Linked DNA regions of Mus musculus: region 2 is linked to region 1. Evidence: chromatin loops called from intact Hi-C (ENCODE). Cell type or tissue: gastrocnemius. All regions are shown on one strand. Links, peaks and the distances in the headings refer to the core of each region. The heading gives the core; the rest is flanking DNA. Region 1 holds the start of Rbmxl1 (RNA binding motif protein, X-linked like-1). Region 2 overlaps Slc10a7 (solute carrier family 10 (sodium/bile acid cotransporter family), member 7).

Region 1 (15,483 bases), core at 10,484-15,483:
CAGATCCACTCTGGTATGTTAAATATGCACCTTGGCTGTTTGTCCCAGGTCTGAATCCCAACAGACTTCACACCTAAAAATTACTGATAACCAAAATTTAAAAATTTAGGTATACACTAGGTTCCGATTTATGTGCCTGCTGTGTCCCTTGGAATTTCAATTCACACGTACTGCTATAGTTTGAATGTTTGTATACCTCCAACTCCTTTATGTTAAAATCAAATCCCAGTTTGGTGGGACTAAGAGGCAGAAGATTGGGGAAATAATGAAAATCATAAAGGAGGTGTGAACTGAAGTTCTCTGGAAGCATGCTCTATCTGTAGTGAAGATCTTGTAGACTAACTTTGGCTGACTAGACTATATGATTTCGAGAGATGGAAGCTGACAAATAAGAAAGTATCTTGAACAATCTTTGGTCCTTCCTAATAGTCATTTGCTATCAACTGTCACACCAGAGTTAAGATGCTCATGGCATTTACATATAATTTTTGAATATATCACTAAATGTGAAGCTTCCAATTTCCACCAGCCTAAGGCTAATAAGAATTTGACAAAGACAACATCTGAGTCCTATAGATTTCTCCACTGAAATGATCTTGGGTTATATCTATCCCTTTAGTAGCCATGTATTATTTACTTTATGTATGTGAGTGCACTGTCACTCTCTTCAGACACACCAGAATAGATGGTTGTGAGCCACTGTATTAGTTAGGGTTTTACTGCTTTAAACAGACATCATGACCAAAGCAAGTCTTATAAAAAACATTTAGGGGCGGGGAAAAAACCACATTTAATTGGGGCTGGCTTACAGGTTCAGAGGTTCAGTCCATTACCATCAAGGTGGAAGCATGGCAGCATCCAGGCAGACATGGTGCAGGAGGAGCTGAGAGTTCTACATCTTCATCCAAAGGCTGCTCGTGGAAGACTGACTTCCAGGCAACTAGGATGAGGGTCTTATGCCCACACTCACAGTGACACACCCACTCCAACCAGGTCACATCTATTCCAACAAGGTCACTCTTCCAAATGGTGCCACTCCCTAGTCCAAGACTATACAAACCATCACAGCCACCATGTGGTTGTAGGGGATTGAACTCAGGACCTCTAGAAGTACAGTCAGTGCTCTTATCCACTGGAACTATCTTTCTTATTTTCTTTTTTCTTTTCTTAAAAAAAGACTTATTTATTATTATATCTAAGTACACTGTAGCTGTCTTCAGATGCACCAGAAGAGGGCGTCAGATCTCATTACAGATGGTTGTGAGCTACCATGTGGTTGCTGGGATTTGAACTCAGGACCTTCGGAAGAGCAGTCGGTGCTCTTACTACTGAGCCATCTCTCCAGCCCTGGAACTATCTTTCTAAGTCCCAACTTTTATCCTTTTTAGCTAGCTGACTCAGCATTCTCATGACTATCAAATGAAACCCTTAGAATACATGCTAAACTCAGGAGACTTCCAGCCTCTATAAACTCTAAAGTTAAAGAGCAGCAACATAACATTTCCTGACTTTGCTGTAGCCAGTGTTCCATCAGTGTGTTGATCAAATGCAAGGAACAAATTATCTTTATTCTGTTATAATATATGTGTATCAATCAGGACTGTTCTTAGAACCTTAGAACTGAAGGGAAGAATAATGCAATAGAACTCAAAAAGTTGAAATCAGAAACAAAACAGAATTCAGTGGGTTAGATTCGGTCTCTTTTCACATCTTCCAAGATAGAGCACATCCTTCAAGGTAATAGAAATCCATATTTCCCAGCCATGGTCACTCATATTTGGCTTAGAATAAACTATATTTCCTCAAAAATAGAAACATATTGACAGCATCCATTATGGGAAACATTTATGTAGTGTCTACAGTGAACCCTAAGGAATATGAGACCTGAAATATATAGTTTAGATGTGTCTACACTAAACATGTAGAATAAATATTGTCAAATAAGCCAATTGAGGAGATGATATGCAACGGAAACTAATTTTTTTTTCTTTTCCTTTTTTCTTCGTTTCTTTGTTTCTTTGTTTCTTTGTTTCTTTCTTTGTTTCTTTGTTTCTTTCTTTCTTTTTTTGTTTTGTTTTGTTGAGACACTATGTAGCTCCGAAGTTCTAGGACTCACTGTGTAGAACAGGCTGACTTTGAACTAACAGAAATACAACTGCCTCTGCCTCCCAGTTGCTGGGATTAAAAGTGTGTCCACCACACATGGCACCCTACTGATCATCTTTAAATATGTAAAATTTCAAGCACTCAGTTCCATCATGAACCTTTTCCCCTAATATTGGAAACAAGTCACACTTGCTCTAAGTAAATCAGTAGAAAATGATACAGACTAAATGTGAGAGCAGCTTCATTACTTGCCGAATTATCTGAATAGCTGAATAGAATAAATGAGTTTAAAGGCACATCTTTCAACCACTGTAATTGTGGGTTTACTATTGTACCCTGTAATTACATACCAATTATTTGAATTGTTAAGCAACAGTTCTGGAAAAGCACTGTTTAAGACTGAAATATGCCCCCAACATGAGGTGAAAAATAAAAATAAAACAGTCCTGCTGAAGTTCTGTCTTGGTTAGGGTTACTATTGCTGAGATGAAACACTATGATCAGAGGCAAGTTGGGGAGGAAAATGTTTATTTGGCTTCCACTTCCACAACACTGTTCATAATCGCAGGAAGTCAAGACAGGAACTCAAACTGGGCAGGAACCTGGAGGCAGGAGCTGAGGCAGAGGCCATGGAAAGGGGCTGCTTACTGGCTTGCTCTCCATGGCTTGCTCAGCCTGCTCTCTAACAGAATCCAGAACCACCAGCCAAGGGACAATGGCACCACCCACAGTGGGCTGGGCCTTCCACATTAGTTGCTAACTATGAAAATGCCCTACAGGCTTGCCTATAGCCAGGCCTTATGGATGGAGACATTATGAAGTTCCCTCCTTTCATATAGCTCTAGCTTGTGTCAAGTTGACATAAAACTAGCCAGGACAAATTCCAAGCCACATTACACTGAAACTAAGCTGTTTAGCTGTCCTTCAGAGAAATAGGATTAGAAGTAAGTCACATTTCTCAATAAGGCAAATTTCGTTTAACTTAATGATAAAAATTCTCTCTTCCTCATCTGTATACAAAAAACAAACAACAACAACAACAAAAAGATAGCTGAATCTGGGGTTAGACCCCAAATGTAAGGGTCTGTTGTTTGCTGAAGAATAATACCCCAGACTCAAATAGTATGTAAAAGCAAGGAACATTTTATTCTGCAGAAGACCAGCATGTGGGGGTCCCTCATTCCAAGATGGAGAGACCCCAAAGTGAGCTTGCAGGCCCAATTTAAAGCACATAAGGGTAATCTCAGAGTAGGTGACCTCTATCTTAATCTGTTGGGCCCATGAATATGTGACTAACCTAAATTCCTTGTTTCCTGACTCCCCTACTCAGCTGCCTTCTTGGCATCACAAATGTACAACAGGAATCTCAGTCACCCAAGATCAAAACAGAACTCATGGTTTTCTTTAGAATCTGTTGTTCTGAGTATTTAACCCAGTTTTAGAATGTTAAGAACTGCAAAAGTTCCAGTCACCAAAGTTAAATTATTAAAGCAACTTAACGGAAAAAATCACAAGTACTCTAGAATCTAAAATATTAGCTGGGTGTGATGGCACATACCTTTAGTCCCACTAGAAGGGAGTCAGAGATAGAAGGATCTGAGTTAAAAACTAGCCTCATCTACATAGAGTTCCAGGATAACCAGGACTACAGTGACCCTGCTCCAAAGAGATTAAAGTAGTGTTTTAAACTACAAGTGTGACTCAGTAGTTGATGTACTGTAATGCAGGAGAGAACTCCTGGTCAAGAGAATACTTTCTGGTGTTGAGTAGATACTTAACATTCTAGTTGGGCCTGTCAACCATCTGGCCAAAGGACTACCCATTAGAAGGTGGGTTTACTTTAATCCATGCTAAAGACATAGGAGGAATTATCTTTTTAATGAGATGTTGTGATCTGCCCCCCTCCCATTCCCACTCCTAATCCAGTACCTATCAGACACTATGAGGTTACTATGAGATTTACTGGATTTTTCTATCTCTCTGAGTCAGGCAGGGGCAACTTTTCTTTTCCTTCCTTCCTTCCTTCCTTCCTTCCTTCCTTCCTTCCTTCCTTCCTTCCTCCCTCCCTCCCTCCCTCCCTCCCTCCCTCCCTCCCTCCCTCTCTCCCTCCCTATTTTTCTTAAAGCTATCTTTTGTTTGCTGGCCAGGTAGTGAGTATGCATTTTCTTTATTGTGGGGTTCCTTTCCCTACTTGGTGGTAGACACCAATGTTTATAACTCAAATGGGGCAGCCTTTTCCCCTCTCCTTAATTCTGCTCCTCAAGGCAGCTGCTGACATTTTCATCCTGCCCACCACACTGAGGTTTTTTTTTTTTTTTTTTGGTGAACTCTACTAAACTGGCCTAGAACTTCCATTTGAGCCCATTCTTAAATTCTCTAATGAGTGAGACTAAGAGCCCCAAGAGGGAAGCCAGATTTCCTGGGAATCATCTGGCAGCTATGAAGATTCATGCCCAAATTCAGCTCTCTACAGGAAAAAAAAAGTACATATAACACAAAAGGTGGGCTAAATGTGGTAGCTCAAATGTGCAGTCCCAGCATTTGGGAGGCCAAGGCAGGAGGACTGTGTTGAGTTTGAGGAAAGCTTGTGGTACAGAGAGCCTGTCTCAAAAGCCCAAGCAAAACAACAACCCTCCACAACTATGAACCTACTCATCACGCATTTTATATAGCAATTATATAAAAGATACAGAGTTTTCCATTCATAAGCTCTATATTTGCAGCAAATCTAATCATTGTATTAATTCAAGGAATTATCTTTCCAAATAACTCAACCCTCTCCCCCCATGCATTGTGGAGATGGGGATGGGGAACGATGTGCAAGCAAGCTGCCGTCAATGCTTCTGTCCACACTGGATAGAGACAAGAGGTTAGGAAGTTTGAAACTTTTAACTGGAAACAGAAAAAAGCTTCAAGGAGATCTCTGCCTAGGAACTTAATGATCTGATGGGACTGGATTTGAACTCATGGACACAGAAGAACATTCTTAGAAAGGCAAAGAGCATTTAGAAAAGGCATCAAAGCAGGAAACCTCATTTCAGATTGCAAGAGGAGGCTTAACAGAGACCGGGATTGCATAAGCACATCAGGCTATGTCAGAATAAGGAGGGGATTTTAAAAACCGAAGGGGGCCCAGTACAAGGGAATGCCAGGGCCAAAAAATGGGAATGGGTGGGTAGGGAAGTGGTGGGGAGGGGTATGGGGGACTTTTGGGATAGCATTGGAAATGTAATTGAGGAAAATACGTAATAAAAAAAAAAAAAAAGAAAAAAAAAACTGAAGGGAACCATTGAAGACCTTTGGGTACAGCTGTGCCATACTCCTAGAAAGTGGCTGAATCCTCAACAGGTAGCAGGTGACTTGTATTCCATGTTGTGAACTGAGCATATGTATCATTCCTAAATACATAAATGGAAGTCCAGCCGGGCGTGGTGGCACACACCTTTAATCCCAGCACTCGGGAGGCAGAGGCAGGCAGATTTCTGAGTTCGAGGCCAGCCTGGTCTACAAAGTGAGTTCCAGGACAGCCAGGGCTATACAGAGAAATCCTGTCTCGAAAACAGCAACAACAACAAAAACAAAACAAAACAAAACAAAACAAAAATGGAAGTTGAGCCTCCACTGGGATGGTATTAGGAAGTGGGGCCTTTGGGAAATAGTTACTTCATAAAGATCAAGTCGTCAGAAGTGATATCAGAGTCATAAAAACAGGTCCCGGGGCTTTAACTAGCTTCCTGTTATAGTTGAAGAGCATTGGGAAAATGTATCCTCTATAGGTATGAACTACACACCAGCAAGCTCCAGGACAGCCAAGACTACAGAGATCTTGTCTCACCATCCTATCTATCTATCTATCTATCTATCTATCTATCTATCTATCTATCTATCTCTATCTACCTATCTATACATACACAGATACACATCTATCTATCTATCTATCTATCTACTCACCTACCTACCTACCTATCTATACATACACAGATACACACACACACACAAATCAACAATCACAAAACCCAAACCGGCTAGCCAGTCAGTCAGTCAGCCAGCCAGCCAGGCAGCCAGCCAGCCAGCCAACCAACCAACCAACCAACCAACCAACCAACTAAATGAAAGCAAGTTGCTAGAGAATAAGAGCCAGACTGATTCCACCCAAGAAAGATTCAGTGGTCATGGCTGACTATGAAGCTGGAACGGCAGAGCACCTAGGAATGCAGACATCTGTAACAGCAATTCTTTGCAAGAGTCTTCAGAAAGACACAGCCCTGATGGCAGGTTGAGCATGGAGACACTAATTTTATAGTGATTTGTTCCAGTGTCAATAGTAAGGCAATACACATGACAAAGCCATTGCTACTTTGGGGTTTCACAAACTCTACAGTCTATTTCAAGTACTCACCTGATATATATATATATAATATATCATGGTGGGCTTGTCTCAGGGCTATTATGGACTAGATATTTGTGAACCCCTTCTCAAACTGGCATCTTTAGATCATGGCTCCCCAGTGTGGTGGTATTTAGATGATGGGTTTTGGACATGAGTTGGTCATTAAAGTGCAACTGTCTGAGAAAGAGGTGCAGACACTTGCTTTCCTTCATTCTTTATATGAGACAAAACGCTCACTTGCAAATCAGAAGGTGGAAGCCTCTTCGAGAAAGTTCTATGGGCACCTTGATCTCATACTTCCCCAGTACAAGATGTAAATGTTTATTGTTTAAGTCACTCAGTCTATGCTACTTTCATATAGCAGCCCAAACTGAAGGATTGCAAAATCATACCCTTTTTATAAAAAACAAAACAAAACAAAGAAAAAACTATGGCCTTAGTACTGCTTGTTATTTTTCTGTTACATCTAGAATATTCAAGGAAAACTGAATCGTGTCTCTCACCTTGCACACAGTGTTTATACTAGTGTCTACCGCACAGCAGACACTCAACAAATATTGGCTAAATACATGAATGCATGGCCATTTATTTATTCTGTTTAAAGAAAGTGCACATGCAGTGTTACTTAATACCAGGCCCATGAAATAGAATTCCTATTACCATTTTATCAAATGTAAGAGTATCAAATATAATGGCTCAGGCTTATTTGGTTTTGGCAATAATTGCTTATAGAAATTATAAAAAAAGGAACTATATTCAAAGAAATGAAACATTGAGTGTAAGATAAAGTTTAAAGAGTACACTGGCCTGGTGGTACAGAGCTGTAATCCCAGTTACTCAGGAGGCTGAGAGCCGGATTCCAAGCTCAATTGACTGCCTGAGCCACTTAATGAGAAAATTAAAAAAGGCAGATAAATAAAAGTGGGCTGGAATAAAGGTGAGTGGTGGGGTTTGCCTTCTGGTGTGTGAAGCCACACACTTATCCCTAGTACATGCACACAGGTCAAAACCAAAGCTTACAAAGTAGGCACCTGCATTCTCTAGCAGCTAGATAACTATGTATGTTTCTACAACCTACAGAAAAATCCCATTGCTAACTTGGGTGAAACACTACATGCGACTGAAGGTCTTTTTTTTTTTTTTTTTTTTTTTTTGTTTCTTCAGACAGGGTTTCTCTGTGTAGCCCTGGCTGTCCTGGAACTCACTTTGTAGACAAGACTGGCCTCCAACTCAGAAATCCGCCTGCCTCTGCCTCTCAAGTGCTGGGATTAAATACGTCCAGCTGTGACTGAAGGTCTTTTTATTCACCTGTGGGCAACTGTTTACATGCTCCAAATTCCTGGAGAGGTTTGACTTGTCACTTTTGCATCCCCTCCAGGCAGTGAGAGGCTACTTGAGTGTCCCTGTGTATACTAGCAATTCTTGCACTAACCACTGCTTCAAGATCTGAGCTTGAATTATCTGTCTAGGCTGGATGACTTTTGCATGACTTCAGCAAAACTAGGCATGCTATGTGCTGGCTTAATATCCACCAAGTTTTCTTTTTCTTTCTTTCGTTTTTGAGACAGGGTTTCTCTGTATAGCCCTGGCTGTCCTGGAACTCACTTTGTAGACCAGGCTGCCAAGTTTTAATTTTTATAGTATCTGCCAACAGAACCCAAACCCTTTGTAATTTAAGATTTCACACTATCTGTATCCTACCAGGTCTCCACAAGTCCTTCCCGTCCCTGGCTAGTTTAGTCATATAATTCTTTTGAGTTTCCTAAGTCAAGCTTCTCCTTACCTGTGAGTTCTCCTAACATACCTGTCCATCCACCAGGTCTCAGGAATGCTTTCTGCAGTTATGATGACTCTTAATATCTTGTTCTTTCCACAAACAACTTGATGACATTTAGTTGTGTGTCGTATGCAGGACTGCCTGTTTGTGTAGGCCAGAGGTTGATTCTGGGTGTCTCCCTCAATTGCTATCCACTCGGAGGGTAGCTGTTGTACTGAGGGCTCTGGGATTTGGCTAGTCCAGCTGGGCAGTTTGCCCCAGGAATGGCTCCTTGTCCACCCCCAAGCAATGGAATCACATGCAGACAGCCATACCTCTCACCGATTTACTTAGGTTTTTGGGAACCTGAACTCTGATCCTGAACAGCAAACTTTATGTCCACCAAGCCACCTCCCCCGCCTGCATTTAGTTTTTATTAGATAAACTCCCCAAAGTCAGCTTTGCCACTGGATTCTCAGCACCCACACATGGCAGGCATAGAGGTACATTTTTTTCCACTAAACAAATACACAAGTATTTGTCTTCTTAAACTGCATGAAAACAAGGCCCAAATCCCTTAAGTGAGTTGCTGGGACAGGAACTACAATCAGCACAGATTGGGGCAGTAATGAGGGCCAGAGCCTTTAACCTACATGGCATCTTCAGATGCAGCATGAGACAATGACCACATACTGGTACTATGTTCTTGGATTTCAGAACCATAAGACAAACTTTCTGAGACAAACTAAAATTTTAACCTCAGGATCTTTTCTTTTCTTTCCTTCCAGGCAGGGTTCTATGTAGCTGAAGCTAGCCTTAAACTTCTGATCCTCCCACCCCAACCTTCCAAGTGCCAGGGTTACACCATATTCAGTTCACACTCATTTATGTGCTATTGCTGATTGAACCCAGGATGTCATGCATGTTAGGCAAGCATTCTACCTGCTGGGCTACATCTCCAGTCCTAATTAGAGGTATTTTGGTATGAGGAACCAAAGGAATATTTACTGAGTAAACAATTCCAACTCTTGTCTTCCTTTTTTTGTGTGTCCAGTTTTGCTTGAATGTAGATGAGTTGGTGCAAGAGAAAAGCCCCGAAACAACAGCCTGGAGTGATAGTACATACCTAGAATATTAGCCCTGGGGAGATGTGGCAGGAGGATCACTGAAGCCAGCCCAGGCTATGGAGTAAAACTCTATCACCCCTTTTCTGGTTTCCACAAGCACCTACACACAAGTTGTGTACATAAACTTGCGCGCGGATGCGCACACACGCACGCACACACAGACAGACAGACAGACAGACATTGGGAGGCTGGAGGTGGTTAAGAGCACCCAATTTCCAGCACCCACATGGCAGCTCACAACCATCTGTAATCCCAGTTCCAGGGGATCCAACACATTTGCAGTTACCAATACACATAAAATAAATTATTAAAAAAATAAACAACACCTAATATGGAGAAGTTGGGCATGGTGGGCCACGTGCTTAACTTCAGCACTCAGGATTTAGTTCAGGTGGATCTACTTCAAGGCCAACCTAGTCTACAGAGTGAATTCTAGGGTGACCAAGGCTACACAGAAAAACCCTGTATCAAAGAATAATAATAATAAAAAAGAAACAAAGTCCAACCGCGAGGGAAAGGGAATGCTTTTGAAAAAGAGAGAAATAAGTTAGCTTTATGCATTTCCTTTCTTGTTTCTTGGTGAGCAGCTTTTTCTAGGTACCTCACCTCAGATTTTGACAGCCTTGAGTTAGAGGACACCCTGAGATCCTAAAAGTAACACACCACTACCACCCTCTACTAGAATTAGCTTACCTGTATTGGAAGGCTGAATGAATTTTCCAGGGACCAAATACTATCTAGATTGTTCCTCAAAGCTCTTAAAATTGCTGACCTCATTTATTGGGGGTGGGGGGGAGAAATCAAGACAGAAAATTGCCTTTAGGAACACTTTTACTTGGAAAATTACAACACTAGTACAAGTCAAGTCTTACACATTTAACATTTGCTTGTTGAAAGCAATTCATAATATCAAAATTAATCATGTTTTACTTTTTCTTCACAAGAACACAAAAATGAAGGGAAACTTAAAACAGAAAATTTAAAAAGGTAACACAACTTTTCTTTTAGTAGTCCTTGGGTAGTTATGACAGAAGACTTTCCATCCTTTGTTTCTTTGCATGGAGACCTTGATCCAAAGTCTTATTTGTTTCTAATATCTGCTTCTGCCTCCCCCTCTATCAGATCGGCTCCCTCCACGGCCACCTCCTCTTGGCGCTCCTCGGCTTGAACTGCTGTAGGAATCACGTGGAGGAGGGTACCCCCTTTCCATAGAAGGGGGAAGCCCTCGTTCTTGTCTGCCAACTCGATCACGGCCACTTGAGTAGAGATCACTTCTGCTGCTTGAGTAACTGTCTCGACTTCCACCGTAGCCATCACGTGAGCTGCTGTAATCATCATAGCGACTGCTTCCTCCATAAGATGGTGGTGGCCCTCGTGTAGGGGGTGCACTGCGTGAGTTTCCATAACTCTCATATGAATCTCTGTAGGAACCTCCACTTGGATGATCTGAATAGTCACGATCCCGACCATATCCATCTCTATCACCGTAGCCTCTTGATGGATAGTCATCACGGGAACTGGAATGACTGTAATCACGGTAAGTATAATCTCTTGGTGGCGGTGCATAATCTCTGGTGTCTCGGGAGCTTGGGTAATCTCTGCTTGAATAGCTATCTTTTGTAGAATATCCATCATCTCTTGGGGACAAATAAACATCTCTGCGAGATGGCAGGGGTTCCCTTCGTGGTGGACCCCCGTAGCTATCTCTTCCACGGGACACTGGTGTTCTTCCGCCCATTCCACTGCTGCTTCGAACTGGTCCGGAAGGTGTTGATCTTTTAGGAGGGGGACCCCCGCTTCGTGGTGGTGGTCCTCTCTTTACTGGAAGTGGTCCCCTGGAAGAACTCATGTTAAAGTTCATGGAATAACCACCATCATCCATGTATCCTCCACGTGAAGGGGGTCCCCTAGTTCCTCCACTTCCTCCTCGAAGACCTCTGGGAGGGCCCCTGCTTCTTGGAGGTGGAGGTGGTCCACGCCTGCCACTTTCAAAAGATGGTTTGGTAGCTTGCTCCACCTTGATGGCTTTTCCATCCAAGGACTTTCCATTCATATCTCTAGCTGCATCTTTAGCATCTGCTGGGCTTTCGAAGGTAACAAAAGCAAATCCTCTTGATTTGTTGGTTTCCCGGTCTTTCATCAAAAGTATTTCCACTATTCGTCCATACTTGCCAAATACTGCTTCAAGGGCTTTCTCATTTGTTTCTGTATTAAGCCCACCAATGAAGAGCTTTCCTGGGCGATCTGCTTCAACCATCTTGCCTTCCAGCTGAGAGTCGGAGGGGACGTGAAGGTCTCAAGCTCCTCCTACAAGCTCGCCAAATCGGCCTTCCAAGTAGCTCACCGGTGACAGCTGCTGGGTCTCAGAACAGAACAGAAAAGCCACTAGGACTACTGCACACGAGCACCTGTGAATATTATTGTATTAGTTTCCTCAGGCTGCTGTAACAATGCATTGCGAAAGGGCTGGGGGTGGGAGGTGTGTTATAAAACATTGATTTTCTTACAGTTCAGGAAGTCACGAAGTATGAAGGTAAGTTTCTATCAGAAGCCTTAACAAAAATCTGTACCATGACTCCCTCCTAGCTTCCAGTGGTTGTCAGTAATTCTTAGACTACTTTGGCTTATAGATATCTCAATCTAGTTCCTCTCTCCACCCTACGTGGTGCTTACACTCCACCTGCACACCTTTGTATGACATTCAGAAGAACTGCAGCTTTTCATACCTATCAACATCTGATTTCTACAAGTCACCTTCTGAGGTCATGGGAAAACGTGTCTTTTACAGGGGATGGTACTCCAGTTAAGTTGGAGAAAGGATATAGGCTCATAAACTTAATCTAAATGAATATGACCCATTATTCTGGACTATCTGGTTAGGCTTTAAATCCAAGGACAAGTATCTTTTAAAGATACACACAGAAAAAAGGTAATGAATGCTCAAGGATGCAGAGAGCAGCCACTTGAAACATATGGAGGGAGATGTGATGCCTAACCAGGTCGAGACTGGAGCATCAGAACCTAAATCAAGGAAGCCAGGGAATATTAACAGCCACAAGAAGCTGGAAAGAGCCTTTAGAACACATGGCCCTCCAATATCTCCATTTTGGATTTCCTTATTCTGCAACAGTAAAACAACATGTCTATTGTCTGAGTATAGCTAACTCGGGGAGGGGACTATTTGTTATAGCAGCCCTAGCAAACTAATACAGTCCTTGACAATACAATTCACAAAACTACGGTTAAAATATTCTATGAATTAAGATTTTGTTCTAAACAGGTCAAAATCTCTAGAAAGACTCTGTGAGCAGCCTTACTTAAGCAGCACTATCTGTGATGACCTTTTGAGTATTCGATGACTGAGGCAGATTTTTTTTTCCTTTTGAACCAAGCAAAATTACTGAAGAAAATTATGTTATAAATTTTACTTCCTAGAACTCCACTTACCTTGTGACTGTCTTATAATAAGCCTTTATCACATTTCATGTACTTCTTTTGCCTGGTAAATTGTTTAATGTCTCCCTATTAAGTTCTTTTTATCTTGAGATTAGCTTTTCTTCATGCTGCCTGATGCGTAATTACCGAGCAGTGGGGGCTGTGCAACTGAGAACTGATAGCACAACTGCTTAAAGCAGCTTAGTTTTTGGATAGCGAGTCATGTCAGCAAGATAAAGTTAAATAGAGCAAATTGCACGCCGAGTCTCTTTCAAGCTTTGAATGCATTCAGAATGAAAGTCTGGTACAATCCCTTTCGAACGTTACGTTCCATAGTAAACTATTCAAGTAGCTGATACCAGGCTGCTTCAAAATGTCCCACAATACTTTGTTCCTTTCTTTCTTTGGGTGCATAAAGAGGAAGGGTTGATGCTCGGAAGACCATTCGTGAAACTATGTCATAGATTCGCCAAAATGCAATGCAAGAAACCGAGGGTTGGGGGAGGGGGCGGACATCAGACCCTCCACCCTGGATCTGGCCCTCACTGCTTTTGTTCTGAGTTCCTGGCCCCCTCTCAGTTGTCCTGTTGCTTTAGTGGTTCGGGGTCAGGCAAAGGCCCGCACCACGCGGCCTCCGGAATCGCCCGCCCACGCGCGGCACACGGGTGGGGAGGAGCCTGGGTCGCTCTCTCACCGCCCCCCAGGGAAGATTTGCCCCATCCCGGCCGTCCTCCCCACTCCCGAGGCGGGTTTTGGCCGCGGAGGCGGTCGGGCAGAAAGGCCCGGGCAGGCCACCGACCTGGCGGGAAGGCCCAGCCCGCCTTCCCCGCCTTCCCGCCGCCGCCGCTGCGGGAAGGCGGGGGGCCTGCCGTCCCGGACGTCTGCTCGGCCACCGATTTTCAACCTACCCACGGGGCTAACGCTTCCCTAACTAGGAAGCCGCTTTCCCGCGCCGGTCGCCACACGCGTCTGCCGCCGCCGCTCCCGCCGAGAACCAGAGGCCGCGAATGGCTTCCCCTCCCCCCGCGCAACGTCAACGCGACGTCGGTCGTCGCCGTAATGTCTCGAGTATACGCGCATAGACATAGCAGGCATTGGCGCGCGCAGCCGCCGCCACGGCGCAGCCCGGTACCGGCCCAGCGCACGCCGCGGGTCTCTCGGGCTCAGGGCAGAGTGAGAGACGCTCTCTGCAAGGCATGTCTCGGGGCTCGGGCCGCCGTCAATATAGCTTTACTGCAGCGACACCCATGATGAGGCTGGGCGTCTGGGGCGCCTCATCCCTCTCTCCCACTGCGGGCCTCCCCAAGCTTGGCCGTGTATGCACGGCGGCGGGTCCTGTTAGTGCAGCCCGTGACTCGTCTCACTTGCGTGCTCCTGGTGTGCCTCCGTTTTACGTCCCCTGCGCCCTGGTCCTCGGCGGGTGGGCGCGTCTATTCTGAGGTGCGTGGTAGTGATGGCGGCGCTCAGCGAGGCTTTCCTGTCACTGGGTACTACTACTCCCAGCCCGCCTCGGAGCCGCCCGAGCCACCCCTCGGTCTTTAGTTTACGAGTGGCAATTTGACTTGCTCTGCTGCATGTCTGGAGGGATCGAGGAAAGTGTGGAGACGCCCCGGGGATTTAGGGATCGCAGTTTGGAAAGCAAGCCAGCCAAACAAATAAACAAAACCCACCCGCCCTAACAAATATGAGGCTGCTGGAGAGGGCGAGGAAAGAATGGTTCATGGTCGGGATAGTGGTGGCGATCGGCGCCGCTAAGCTCGAGCCGTCGGTCGGAGTGAACGGGGGTAAGTGCCGCACCTCCGCCGGCTGCAGCGCGCCGGCTCCCACTTCTGAACTCGTCGGCGAGTCCCCGGGAGGAGCGGCCGCCCTGGCTGCGGCACAGCCCTCTGTCTCGCAGCGGGAGAGAGGGGGGCTTTTAGCAGGTTCTTCTCACTTGCTAGCCCAGGAGGGAATTAGGAATGGGGCAGGGGAGTGGGAGTGCAGGTTGCCTTTTCTGCGGGCAATCAATGACTTCTGCTCAGTGCCGGAGTGAGGGTACAGAAACTGAAAGTTACTCCTCTCGTTCTTAGTAGCATCCCATCCCAAGGGACTATAGGTTGCCAGGAGTTCTTTATCTATCCTGGAATAGACCTCATTATCCAGTCTATTTCCGACTCCTCCCTTTTGCCGCCCCCCCCCCCCAAAAAAAAGTCTGTTGGAGAGAAAGGGGTTTGGGGGAGATTATTGGCGGGAGCGGCGGATAGGAGAAAAAGGAAAAAAGGATACCCTTGCTCCAAACTTCAATTTTTAGTGTGCCTTAGTTGCTGACTAAAACTCCCAATTGTACTGACACGTTGCACTCTTTCCTTACGGGACACTACTTCCGTGTGCTGCTGGGCTGCCGTTACTACAGCAGCCGTCCAACAGTTGCAGACTGTGTTAGACTATGCACACTGTATGTTTTGGCAGGGAAGTGTGGATGGGTTAAAACCTCCGCTCCAATCTCTGAATAGTAGGAGCTTTGTAATGTGACCTGTGGACACTGGTGGGAACATGGGACGTGTCACTGGCGTTTTATACCCTCTCCCCCACCTTCAGACAACCTTGTTCTGCTTTTCATAGATATTAATTGAGTTTCTTCAGTTCATATGTTTTTGACCTCATGAGTTAGGTTCCAGGTTTATTGGCAG
Region 2 (5,000 bases), core at 1-5,000, 59 kb after region 1:
TACCCTAGTATTCCTACATATAAATGATGCTGCCTTAAAGCTGGGTTTTAAACTCAGCTGTGTGTGTGTGCTTTCCAGTGAAATTCCAAATTTAGTCTTGTTTGGCTTTACCTCCTCCAGTGACTAACTAAGGGTCGAAGAAGTTAGCAATCACTAAGTCTTCTGGCCAGGCCCAACTATATTTCCTAGGTGATGAATATTCTAATTTCTGATCAGCTAACCAGGATGTAAGAGCATTCTCTACCATCTTTTAGTGTTAGGCTTTCAATTAATTAATTAATTAATTAGTTAATTATTTAATTTCATTTCCCTCCCTCCCCTCTCTCCTCCCAGTGGTACACTCACTATAAAGGAGAAAGTTCATTCAACTAACTTAGCAGAATCAATGTTTCATAGGTACTGAAAAGTATATTCAATTAGTCTTTATTTGAAATATAAGATTTAAATTTTAATAGTGATTTTAATTTTTATTAACCATTTAACAAAATCCAAGTCATAGTCATTTGCTAATTATTGACATGTATAATGCTGTTCGGGGAAATAGAGTTGGTGTCCTTGTCCTGCAACAATGGCAGGAGGTTCAGTGCCGTGCCTTTCTCTCCTGTTTGCTTTGGCAGCACAGTCATAAAGGAAGGACCGGCCTCTTGCTTTCTCCTGGGAGGTTATTCTAGGGTGCTGGACTGATGGCTCACAGGATCAAGTGCTTGCATGCAAGTGTGAGGACCCGAGCTCAGATCAACCAGAAAGTGGACATAATAGTGCGCAGATGTAGTCCCATGGTCTTACAGCGAGATGGGAGGCTGAAGTCAGGAGAGTCCCTGGAGGCTCGCTAGCCTGTGACATTCAGTGGCACAAGAGATCCCCTCACACAGGGTGGAAGGTGAGCACTGGTATCTGAGACTGCTCTCTGGCCTCCACATGAGTGGCACGGCTTGCATAAGCTTGCACTCACTCATGGGAATGTACATACAGGTACGCGCGCATGCATGTGCACGCACACACACGTTTTAAAGAAAGTTGTTCTAATCATTTTTGGTGCTGTAGATAGAACTCGGGGCTTCCTGCATTCTATGTAGCCCTGGCTGTCCTGGAACTCACTTTGTAGACCAGGCTGGCCTCGAACTCAGAAATCCTCCTGCCTCTGCCTCCTGAGTGCTGGGATTAAAGGCGTGCGCCACCATGCCGGGCTCCGATCACTGTTTTTTTGTTTTTTTTTTAAATAATTTTGTATTGCATTTTGTGGTGTGTGTGTGTGTGTGTGTGTGTGTGTGTGTGTGTGTGTGTGTGTGAGAGAGAGAGAGAGAGAGAGAGAGAGAGAGAGAGAGAGAGAGAGAAAATGAATGAATATGAATGTGGGGATAGAGGACAACTTGCAGATCTTGTAAGTCTTAGGGATCAAATGAAGTCATCTGGCTTGGCCAAAAAAAAAAAAAAAAAAAAAAAAACCTTCCCTCCCGCCCCTCCTGCCCCTCCCTTCTGCAGGCCCTTGTCCACGTCCAGCACCTCTCCTGTCTTTTCCTTACAACTCATTGACCTTTTGGATTGCATTCATTTAAATACATCAGGTCTACTTGTAGGTGCGCCTAACAAGCTACGTGTGTTTTACTTGTGATGCGAGGCACGGGTTTAGAACCCTATAAGTTCAGTAAACACGAACCCCAAGTGCAGAGGTTTGTACTGAAGAGCCCTGGGGTGCAGGTGCAGGAAAGAAGGCTGTTTTTCTGCGGATCCTTTTAGAAGTGTTCCTTTTTTACCTGCTGTGATAGTTTTTTATTCTTATGTCGGAGAACAGATACTTTTATGCATCTGGGCTATAGGTTTTATGATTTTTGTTTTTGTTTTTGTTTTTTGTTTTGTTTTGTTTTGTTTTTTTAGAGACAAGGTTTCTCTGTGTAGCCCTGGCTGTCCTGGAACTCACTTTGTAGACCAGTCTGGCCTCAAACTCAGAAATCCGCCTGCCTTTGCCTCCTGAGTGCTGGGATTAAAGACGTGTGCCACCACCTTTATGGTGGCCTTATGATATTTTGTATGAAACATGGGCTTATATATAACCATCTATATAAGCATCTCAGTTTCACAATAATTTTAGGAAGCTGTTTTACTTTCCAGTTAATACATTGGCAGCCCTGCTGACTGAGTGTCTGAATCAAATGGTTCTGTTCCGACTACGTTTCTTAGGCTTTGTGAGGTGAGTCTGGTGGTTAAGACCTTTGGCTTTTTGGTCTGGTTGGCATGTGGCTGGCTGAGCAGTGCTCACTTGCTGAAGTTTGGTCCTTTCCCCACTGAGCTGCCCTAGCGATCCTGTCAAAAGCCAGCCCACATCTCCAGAAAGGTCGATCTCTAGAGTTGCTGTGCTGTGCACCGCGGTCAGCAGTCCATCTGTCCTCATGCACCTTGGTCAACAGTCTGTCCTCAAGCCAGTTTCCTGTCTCTTACTCAGTATGACTTCTCAGTGAGTGTTGAAATCAGGAAACTGACTTTGTTCATTTCTCTTTTCCTCAAGGAAGTGATGCCTTGAAAAGTAAGCAGGTACAAATTGAGTCAATCTGTACTAAAACCCTGTAGATATATTGAAATTACAGTGACTCTTTAGGTTAATACAGAAAGGCTTGACATGTTAATATAGAACTATAGCTCTTAAATGTTTTTGTTTGTGTGTCAGAGTATATGTACATGTGTGCACATGCATCCCTGTGTGTGCATGTTTGTGTCTATGGGAATACTTATGTAGGTCTGAGTGCATATGTGTACATGTATATAGATGCCAGAGGTCAACCTTGGGTGTGATTCCTCACAATGGCTATCTTGTGTTTTGAGTCAAGGTCTTGAATTAGGAGTTGAGGCCAGCCGGCCAGCCAGTGACCCCTGGGAGATGTATCTCCCTTCTCTTCCTCTTCTTCCTCTTCTTCTTCCTCTTCTTCCTCTTCCTCTTCCTCAGCTCTGGGATGCCACACTGGTACTCTTATATGTCCATTTTATGCTCTGTAGTATGAAAACTGCACTTAACTTTTTGTGTGGGGTCTGTTTCATCCTTTCTAGCCTGTGCACCTTTATTTCTTTGTCTTGCATTATTTCACTGCTAGAACTTCCAGGCAAGGTAAAAATCAAAGCAGATTAGGAAGGAGAATTTCAAGTTTATCACTGCATTTAAAAAAAAAAAATACATGCAGGCTTTATGTAGGAACCCACAGAACCCGGAGGTTAGATACACAAAGGCACACAATTGCAGCTTGTCTATTATAGCAAAAAATGGGAAAGTTATTTTACTTTCATTATGGCTGGACATTAGACTGGAGGATTCTGTAGAGCAGAGGTTTGGCCAGTATTTTTTACCCAGTTTTTGAAGGCAGTTTAAATTTCAGTCGTGATTATCAGAGGCATTTAAAATGCAAACCCAAGTTAAGTTTCATATCTCTTTGCAAATTAAGCAAAGTTAAGGTCGTTTTTGTGGCATAGCTGGGTCCTTCTCTTGGAACTTTTATTCCTGGTCTTCATATTGTCTGGCCAAGGGTCAGATAGAAACAGTAGTGAGAATATATCCTGTTGCAGGGCTGGTTTTGGAACATTCAGCCTTCTACCTTTGAGTTATGTTCAGTTGTTCACTGCTCGTCATGATACCCTCACCAGACAGAGAAAATACGTATGTATTCTAGTTTTCTAGGCTGTGTGTATACATATGCATATGTGTCTGTTTGTGGGCAATACATATGGTTGCACACTCACATATGTGTGAGGTTAGAGACTGAAGTTGGGTGTCTTTCCTGATCGAGTTTCATTTTATCTGCTGAGTCAGAGGTTCTCACTGACCCCGCAGAGTATCAGTTGCTCTGTTCTAGCTAGCCAGCTTATTCTGGTAGATCCTCTCAGCCTTCCAGTCAAGTACTGGGTCACAGAGGGCCGTGCCACTCCTCAGGCTCTCACGCACGCGCTGAGGTTTGAAATCTGGTGGTTGCGCTTACACGCTGAGGGGATTATCCACCCAGCCACCTACCAGCCTCCAGCTTCCTGAGTTCTGAGTGTAAATATGTGTGTCTCACTCTGTCCCAAGCTGCCCTGGAACTTTTGATCCTCCTTCTTCAGACTTCTGAGTGCTAAGACTATAGGCAAGTGCCATCATAGTGATCTTGAATTTTGACAGATAGTTTTGAAATGACCACGTTTTAAAAAAGAAAAAAAAAATTGATCAGGTGAGTTGCCTTGATTGATTTTTCAAATCATAAAGCAATGATGTATTTCTAAAGTAAAACCCGATTGCACAATGAAGTATTTCTGCATGCTGCAGGTTCTAATAATTCAAATTATATAAGGGCCTTTGTGCTTATCTGTATACATGAGAATTATTATTTTATGCTTTTCGTATGATGTTTCAGATGGCTTTGATATCAGGTTAATGTTGTTCTTATAAAATGACTTTCCAGAATCTTTTATTTTCTAAATGAGTTTTCACAAAATTAATATTTCTTCTTTAAATGTTGCATTAGGAGCTGGTGAGGTGGGTCAGCAGGTAAAAGATATTAGCTGCCAAGCCTGATGACCTGGGTTCCATGCCTAGGGCCTATGGGGTGGAAGAGGAGAACAGAGACACACAGCTTGTCTTCTAAGTTCCATATTGCACCATGGGGTATGCACACACGCGCACATACATGCATACATACACACATACATTTTTAGAAATGTTACATTAGCACCACATATTGCTGTTCTTTTTGAGAGCCAGTTCACCAGTTACCACCACTCAGGACTTGGAATGGAGACATCGAGGGGCCCCTCGTGAAAAAATAATCTCCAGTATGTGTGTTAGGAAAGAGACGAGCTTGGTATTGAAAGTGTCATTTCTAACTTATATTCTAAATCTGAAACTCTAGAAGAACTGCTCCAGCTGCTGACTCTGAAGACTATGAAGGGTGGACAGGCCTTGTTGTTAGTGACGCCAGTGATACCCTTTTTGAGGAAAAGGGCCTGGATTGGGTGGCTGATAGAGGGCCATGGCAGCTCTGCGA

What was found. A loop is a pair of places that touch in the nucleus more often than their neighbours do. Peaks named below come from ENCODE experiments on the same cell type or tissue, not always from the same donor. Only the 100,000 strongest peaks of a DNase experiment are listed, where the experiment ranks them.
Region 2: it touches region 1 in a loop (4-fold over the local background); 2 of 42 quality-filtered maps call a loop at or near these places.

Annotation. Positions count from the first base shown.
Region 1 is chr8:78,495,077-78,510,559 of GRCm38, forward strand. Rbmxl1 (RNA binding motif protein, X-linked like-1) reads right to left here and starts at 13,852. Exons shown (of 2, transcript NM_001252089.1): 1 at 13,723-13,852; 2 at 10,193-11,741. The coding sequence starts at 11,636. The coding sequence ends at 10,470. Slc10a7 (solute carrier family 10 (sodium/bile acid cotransporter family), member 7) reads left to right here and starts at 14,252. Exons shown (of 12, transcript NM_029736.2): 1 at 14,252-14,598. The coding sequence starts at 14,499. In gastrocnemius, for the core only: no CTCF peak of the experiment used is centred there; DNase peaks (open chromatin) are centred at 13,526, 13,847, 14,255 and 14,646; H3K4me3 peaks cover 3,110 bases; H3K27ac peaks cover 2,571 bases.
Region 2 is chr8:78,564,485-78,569,484 of GRCm38, forward strand. All of the region lies in intron 4 of Slc10a7 (solute carrier family 10 (sodium/bile acid cotransporter family), member 7), which reads left to right. Among named protein-coding and RNA genes, the nearest start is that of Slc10a7, 58 kb to the left of the region's middle. In gastrocnemius, for the core only: no CTCF peak of the experiment used is centred there; no DNase peak of the experiment used is centred there; H3K4me3 peaks cover 1,619 bases; H3K27ac peaks cover 2,203 bases.